2 separate regions of the Mus musculus genome follow, and region 2 is linked to region 1. A link is a contact called in ENCODE Hi-C or POLR2A ChIA-PET data. All regions are on one chromosome and are shown on one strand. Each heading gives the region's core, a stretch centred on a gene start or an enhancer-like site at or near the end of the contact. The rest is flanking DNA. Distances are from core to core; before and after follow the strand shown.

Region 1 (3,815 bases), core at 949-3,448:
GGGTCTGTCATCATCCCCGCCCCCAGCATCTGTTTACCGGACTCAGGTAATGACTCAGAATAAAACTGGTAATGGAGAACGGGTCGAAGTCTTCCCTGAAGGATAGTGGAGAATTAAAATGGACAGGAAAGGCAGAGACAACTCCCCATGGAGATATGCTGGCAGAGTGGGAGCTGGCCGCACACGCCCCTCCTCACCTCGGGGCGAGGCTGGCTTCCTGCCCTGGCTCTTTTTCCTCAGCGAGTCCTCCTGCTCTCTTAGTCTTTGAAATAATCATCTGTAGCAGTCACCTCCCTTAAGTTCGCTGTGCCTAATAAGCAGGTGCTTTCTTCAACTAAAGAAAACAGGCGCCTGACTGCAAGCTAAAACACATGGCAGCGCGCGCGTGTGTGCTGAAAGCGCTCGGTCCTGTCAAGAGCATGTACTTCCGGGTCACAACTGTGCTTCCGGGTCACAGCTGGCGTGATTTCAGTGAGACTGCGTCCATTCACTTCCTTGGCTAGGCATCCTAAATATCGGACTTCTGTCACTGTGCAACACCTTGAGCTGGCGGTGTTTTACCCCCGCCTCCCCAGCTTCATCTCCCACTACTGTCGCTCACCCACTGACCCTTCAGTGATGTTTCCTCCTCCCTATGGGCTCGTCTAAAGTAGGTCGTGTTCTGCGCATGTGCCCTTCCTGTTATTTGCAATGAAATACGTATTGGTTCCCCTCTACCAGATCATAATAAACCCTTCGAAGTTAGAGCGTGTCACCTCCTGTTACCTGCCCAGTCCTCAAGCTGGTGCTTAATGTATAGTTATCGAGGTGGTGGTAGTGGTGGTGGTGGTGGTGGTGGTGGTGGTGGTGGTGGTGGTGATGGTGGTGGTGGTGGTGGTGGTGGTGGTGGTGATACAAAATGCACAGCATAAAAACTATCCAGGCTTAAACCATGTTCCTAATATCCTGAATCCAAGAGTCTCTTTTCATTTTAGTTCTCCCTCTGGATCAAGTTAGAATGCCCTGTTTTAGCCTAACTTCTAAAGCCACATGCCTTTTGGAGTTTTTGAGAGATGTGTACATCAGCCCACAGAAGAGATAGATGCATCCTTGAGAAGAGACTTGCCATTATTTATATCCTGGTTCCGGGTGCCTCGCCCTGACTTGTCAGTGGCACAGCTAAATGTCAACTGTGTACTAACTAGCCTCACGCCCGCCTACGGATTGTTATTCACACTGGTTCTCTCTGCGCGATTTGAACATAGCCTTCCATGCTGGGTGCTTAGTCACTGGGTGCCCGTGGGAGGCAGCAAGATTCCGGTGAGGGGCAAAGGGCTGCCGGTGTCGTTTCCTTAATGTAGGGCTTGTCTTTTTTTTAATTTATTTTTTACTTTTTTAAAGCACCCTGGTTCCACGGACAAGTGATATGGCTTCTGTCCCCTAGTTTCAGATGATCTCTGGCCCCCACATTATTTATAGGGGGCTCAATTGTCATCTCCCCTTGACTTCAGTGACCCCCTGGCAGCTTGGAAGTAGGCTTCAAATGCATCCCTGGGAAGTGAAATGTGAATTATATCTTGGTCCTTTTTCAAGACTACCCCATTAGCGCAGAGAGACATTGACATTGACGGAGCAGGCCATCCTTGTGAGGGATTTTAATTGCTTCTAATTATAGGATTATCATTTAAGCACAAGATTAATTACCATGAAATTATTGCTGGGAACTTGATCTTCTACAAAGTCAACACACTGGCCAGGCAAGGCCTCTCTTAGACGCTTGCAAACACTGTCTTTCAAATCACTTCCACTGAGACTTCCTTTAGCCCTTTGATGGGGGGGCGACTATAAGGAAGGTGGAGATGAGGAAGAAATAAGTAATAGATGAATGGCCCAAAGAAAACTGGAGAGGCATCTAGAAATCATGGGCTTCAACAATGGAATGTCCCAAAATAAATGCAGAGTTATCGTTGTTGATCGCTATCATCCTCAAGGGTGGTCCAACCAGAAGCGTGGATGAGCAGATTTTATCTTACGATCTTCCCCAACGCTAAGTGCTCTGCCCCATTAAAACCATCCTTTCCTGTGCTTTATCAAGGCTCCCCCGGTTAATGTGTGTGTTCACGCTCTGCTTACTGGCACCAGACTGGCAGGGAGGCATCAGGCTGTGTTCATCTCAGCTTCTAGGCATTTCCACTTGGAAAGATGCAGATTTCCAGAAAGAAAAAGAAAAACTACAAGATAAGTTCTTTAGCTCCTGGGGTGGTCCTAAAATATCCTGGTTTAAATAGAGTGGGCTGTAGCCAGCTGCAGGAAGCTCGGCAGCACAGCACCCCCACAGGGGCCTTTCTACCTCCCATTTTCCTTTGTAATCAATGCAAGGTTTGTGGTTAATTAAAGACAGTCAGGGTCCCTTTTAAACTAAGGCAGGCATTTCATCCCGAGAATAATGAAGAAGGAACAGAAGGAGGACTTGTAAAAGTTTTCACAGAAGGTTGCTGCGTCTGGAGGTTACCGGAGGAGAAGGTGTCCTTTCACCAGCTTAGACCCACAAGACGCAGGAGTTGTGTCGGGCATGCCTGTTTAGGATAACCCTAAACCCCATTTCATCCTGCCCCCAAGCCCCAAATCACAGGGGCCTTAAACCCCAAAATCCTGGCTTCTGAAAGATGGTAATACACATTAAACAAATCTTCCACATCCTTTAAATGACTAATGTTCTATGAAGCAAGCATACAGGGAGCTATGCCTGAGTAACAGTGGCAGTGGCCAGCTTTAGATGATATTGTGGCATTGGCTTTGGGGGCCAAATAAATTGGATATGGCTCCCAAAATGCCACTAAGTGCTGTTGAATAAATATCCAAGGTCGTACCTCTATATATTTTCGTTCAATTATGTGAGTAGCTGTGCACATGTGTGTGTTTGCCCATGAGGACAGACAGGTATGTGTGTAAAAGGAAGAGATCATGTCAGGTGTCGTTCCTCAAGTAAGGTCCACCTTATTTTTTGAGATGGAACTTTCACTGGCCTGGGGCTTGCCAAGTAGGCTAAGCTAGCCAACCAGCCTGGGGATCCTCCTGCCTCAGCCTCCCCAGCACTGGGATTACAAGTAAGATGTGTATAACCCCAGTATACTTAGCTTTCTTACACGGGCTCCGGGGCTGGAAATCAGGTCTTCATGCTTGCACAGCGAGCACTTTACAGACTGAGCTTTCTCCTCCGAGCCGCGTTTGTTATTCTACGTAACAGTGAGTTTCACCCCGTCGTGTTGAATCCTGCAGTCCAACAGATCGATATGCATCGCTTCATGGACACCTTAACACTTTGAGTCCTGACTCTCTCATTGTGTAACTATAACTGCAGTGGGACACAACCACAACAAGGGAAATCTTGTTGTGGGTTTCCTCGGCTTCCCTACACCCACAGGCAAGATGTAGGAACACTTTCAAACTTAGAAGCATCCTGCAGGAAAGGAACAAGCTCAGGGTGGTTAAGAGTATCACTTTCATGGATCTTGCCTGGCTGTGAGCGTTGGTCTTAGCGCTTCACCTCCCTGTTTCCCTGCCTTCATCTGCAAAGTTGTAGCAAGGCACCAGAACTGTGGTTTTGAGGTTCCTGTTAGACCTGGCACTGTGTTGCTATGAGAGCTATTTTGGAAATAAAGAGCCAACCATCACCGCGAGTCATTGTGCCCCTCTTAAGGAGACAGCAAGAAAGTTGGAGACGCCATGACCTCTGCAGCCAGGAAGCAGGCAAGGCTTGGGAGCCAGTGATTTTCAAGTGAGTTGTAACAGCTAGTGCCTCATGGGGGATGCCAGAAGGCCTATCTAGAGCCTGG
Region 2 (3,815 bases), core at 840-3,339, 310 kb before region 1:
TTTGTTTTTTTTTTTGTTTTTGTTTTTTTATTTTACAATTTGATCCATTTTCCTAGTGTGCTTTGTTCTTCATTTTTCTCCTGCCTCTTCCCTGCTCGCCTCCTTGGCCTGGAAGTGCTTAAATTCACTTTCCACAGAATATCACCAAGCACCAGCAGTACTGGCTGCGCTGTGTAGCCCTATCAACTTGACACAAGCTGACACCAGTTGAGAAAATACCTCCATAAGATTGGACTGTAGGCAAGCTTGTAGTGCATTTTCCTAGTGACTGATGGAGGAGGGCCCAGTCCATTGTGAGTGGTGTTATTCCTGGGCCCATGATCCTGGCTGAGTAAACCAGTAAGTAGCAATCTTCCATGGCCTCTGCAATCAGCTCCTGCCCTCAGGTTCTCTCCTGGCTTGGCTTCTCTCAGTGGGCTGTGATTCAGGATATGTAAGCCAAATAAACCCTTTCCTGTTCAAGTTGCCATTGGTCATGGTGTTTCATCACAGCAGTAGTAACCCTAAGACACTTGCTCACCAGATTGTAAATGGGTCAGTGAAGAGCCTGGTCTACTGATGGCTATTCAGTTGCCTGCACTTGTTTAAATGTAAAAGCTATCTTTTCGTCAAGAGTCACAATTAGGCAATCTTGGAAAAGGATAGTCCTTCGTGGCTTATGGGATATGCTGTGAGCTAGTATTTCAGGCGATTTCCCTCTTTTAAAGTCTGCACTTGAGATCTTACATTCCTGATCCTCTTGGGATCACTGGCTGGTGTTACCATGTCCAAGTTCAAGTATGCACATTGTCTTAATGGATTTGTATTCTACAATAAACGAAGCTGATGCGATGGCTCATCTCTGTAATTCCAGCACTCAGGAGCTGTGACAGGAGTATTACCTCGAGTTTGGGACCACCCTAGGCCGATTGGGACAATGAACTTCTTGTTGGTAGAGGGTTGCTCTGTCCCAGGTTTAGAATCCTCCAGGCAGACCTAATAAATATTCAGCAGGCGCTCGGACAGCCCAGCCCCAAGTGCGCCCTTTGCATACATATCCATTCCAGCTACCCCTTCACAAGCAGTTTTACTTGGTAATTTACAAATGTTCTGGCTGAACTCTACACCTGCCAGTATTTCAGCAATTAGCTTAGGATGCAAAATGATTTCTAAGTTAAGGTTCTGGACATGTAAAATCAAGAGAGCCCGATCATCTTCGGGCACCACAGCTCTGATAGCCAACGAATAACATCACAAACCAGGGCAAGCCCTTTGGCATCTTACCGGGTTATTACGACTGTCATACAAATCTATATAATAAGCAGGTGAACTGCAGGTCAAAGATCGAAGGGATGTAAGAGAGCCGGCAATCAGTTATTCAAAACCGCTCCCTTTTACCGACTCGGAACTGAGCGAGGGTTAGGGTTTGGGCATTTTAGTGGCATAAACGACTAGAATGACATTTTGGTCAGGTGAAAGGTTAAACGGGAAAGAGGCTGATAAAAAGCCAGCAAACCCCCCACCCCCAAATGCCTGTGGGTCCAGGTAGCTAGACAAGGAGCTACCTCTGTACCTGCTAAGGTGGCATGGGGGTGGGGGTGGGGAGCGCTCCGTGCCGGGTTCCTTCGGGGCACAACTTCCATCCCAGAAAGAGGAAAGCATGAGCAGAGAAGCGTGAGTGGGTGGAGGAAGGTGGGGAGAGGAGGAGGCCCGGCACCACGAGCGGAAGGAGAGGAGGAGAAAAAAGAGGGAGGAGGAAGCAGAGGAAAAGGGAGGAAAAAGAAGCGGGCGGCGGAGGAGAAGGACCCGCCCCTCCCGGCTTCTTCCTGGGCTGGGCATCTCCAGGGCCTCTCCCCGACCGCCGCCCTCGGCAGTTGGCGGGGCTCACAGGGGCCCCCCAGTCTGCGTGTCCAGCTCTGTGCAGCGGAGCGCAGAGGCCCAAGGCTCGCCCGGCGCGCGTCCCCGTCCCGCGCGCTCCTACTCCAGGCCGCGCGCGCGCGTGCACACATACACACGCTAGCTCTCCGGGCATGCGCAGTGGGCGGCGCCGCTCCGGGCCGCCTCTTGCCGCCGCGAGTAGGAAGCGCGAGCGCCGGGCGCCGGGCTGTCAGTGAGCGTGGGGCCAGCCAGCGAGCCAGAGAGCCGGAGAGAGCCAGAGAGAGCGGCTCGGCTCCCAGCTCCGAGTAGCGCAGCGCCCGCCCGGCTCTCCCGGGCCACCGCCGCCACCACCGCACCTCATCAGCACCGCCACCTCGGCCGCCGCCCCCGCCCACCCCGGCCCTCCCCGGCTGCTGCTCCCCGGCGGAGGCAAGAGGTGGTTGGGGGGAACCATGGCTGACGTTTACCCGGCCAACGACTCCACGGCGTCTCAGGACGTGGCCAACCGCTTCGCCCGCAAAGGGGCGCTGAGGCAGAAGAACGTGCATGAGGTGAAAGACCACAAATTCATCGCCCGCTTCTTCAAGCAACCCACCTTCTGCAGCCACTGCACCGACTTCATCTGGTAGGTGCGCGCGGCAGCCCTGGGGACCCAAGAGCCACCTTTGCCCCGGGGCTCAGGTCTGCTTGTCCCCGGGACTTAAGCTCGGGGACGTCTCTGAGCCCCGGCGCGTCCTTACTCTCAGGGCCAGGACTCCTCCGAGAACTTAGAGTGCCTGGCCGGAGTCCGAACTCTCGCCAGGAGTGACAGGCGCGCACCCACGCGGGACACTCCCTGGAAAGTGGCCCGGCGCTGCCACGCATGCCCTGGTGCCCTGAAGGGACGCTTGGCTCTGCACGGGGTGACTCGGATGAGGGGGAAGGTCCCCTCGCCTCTCCTAGGGCGCACAGGTCTTCCCTGTCACCAAGCGGAGCGGTCAATGGGCCTGATGGGAGCGAAGGGACAGGAAAGAGAGATTGCTGGAGTCAAAGTGGCCCCAGGACGCGCAAGAAACACGCCCGGGAGTAGCGGGGAGCCGCGGCGCGCCGCTCCAAGTTGCTGGCGAGCCAGGCTGGGCGCGTTCCGGGGAGTGTTTGTGCCTCGCGTCGGGCTGGGACTCCGCTGGAACCTTGGGTCCCTGCCTACTGTAGGCTGTTTCTACTGGGCACGGAGACTTTGACTTTTCTGGCCGAGCCCAGAGTGGGGAGAGAGGGGAGGGAGAGAGATGGAAGGCAGCAAACTGTTGAAAGCTTGCCGTGGGGGAGGAGGGCTAACCCGGCAGGCAAATGGCAGAGGGCAGAGGGAGTCATTTAAAATAGACCCTGTCAACAGGAGATTAAACCTGTAACCCAGTTGATGAGGACAGAGGGCTTATTTAAGAAAAATACTGTAATGGCTAAAGGTGTCCGCGCTCAGGTGATTTCCACTGAACGCCAAGCGTTGGCAACTGAGGGGCTTGATAAAAAGAAGGGTTCAGGGATCTATCTCTCTGGAGCCTGTGAAATTAGGTAAAATTGGATTTATGCAGATTTATGTTTTTCTTTTTAAATTTTTTTTGTGAGAGAATTACAGCTTTCATCAGATTTACAAAATGTCAGTCCCCCCCACCCCCATCATATCTTAGAAATCGTCCCCCTCCCACGACTTTGAACACCAAGTGTCAGCTTTTCCTGGGGATACCCTGACTCTTTTGTCCATGTGTTTGGAGTAAGAAGTACCTTAGAAGCAAGAACTATGGCCAGGGCTCCTTAGCTCCCTCCTGGGCAGGGAGCTGCAAGGGGCGAAGCGCACCTAGACACCAAGCAGTCAGCCTTATACATAATGGGGTATCCTAGTGGCTATAGGACAGATGGTGCTGAATCCAGGCCACCCAGAGAAGAGAATTAAAAGGGGACCCCACCATCAGTGTGCCAATAAG

The links. A loop is a pair of places that touch in the nucleus more often than their neighbours do. ChIA-PET counts read pairs that join two places held with the same protein, here RNA polymerase II (POLR2A).
Region 2: a map of left cerebral cortex shows a loop between it and region 1 (2.1-fold over the local background). The contact joins the promoter of Prkca here to the enhancer-like site in region 1. A Hi-C loop is called at or near these places in 1 of 37 maps with a recorded cell type or tissue (left cerebral cortex). POLR2A ChIA-PET finds 5 or more read pairs at or near these places in 2 of 5 experiments (Patski and embryonic stem cell).

Annotation. Positions count from the first base shown.
Region 1 is chr11:108,036,586-108,040,400 of GRCm38, reverse strand. All of the region lies in intron 5 of Prkca (protein kinase C, alpha), which reads left to right. Among named protein-coding and RNA genes, the nearest start is that of Mir7223, 42 kb to the right of the region's middle. Within about 2 kb of position 2,198, at least 1 of the 3 ENCODE cell types and tissues checked has a DNase peak (open chromatin) inside an H3K27ac peak, as active enhancers do; it is left cerebral cortex, where a contact is called at or near this core.
Region 2 is chr11:108,342,162-108,345,976 of GRCm38, reverse strand. Prkca (protein kinase C, alpha) reads left to right here and starts at 2,089. Exons shown (of 17, transcript NM_011101.3): 1 at 2,089-2,482. The coding sequence starts at 2,310.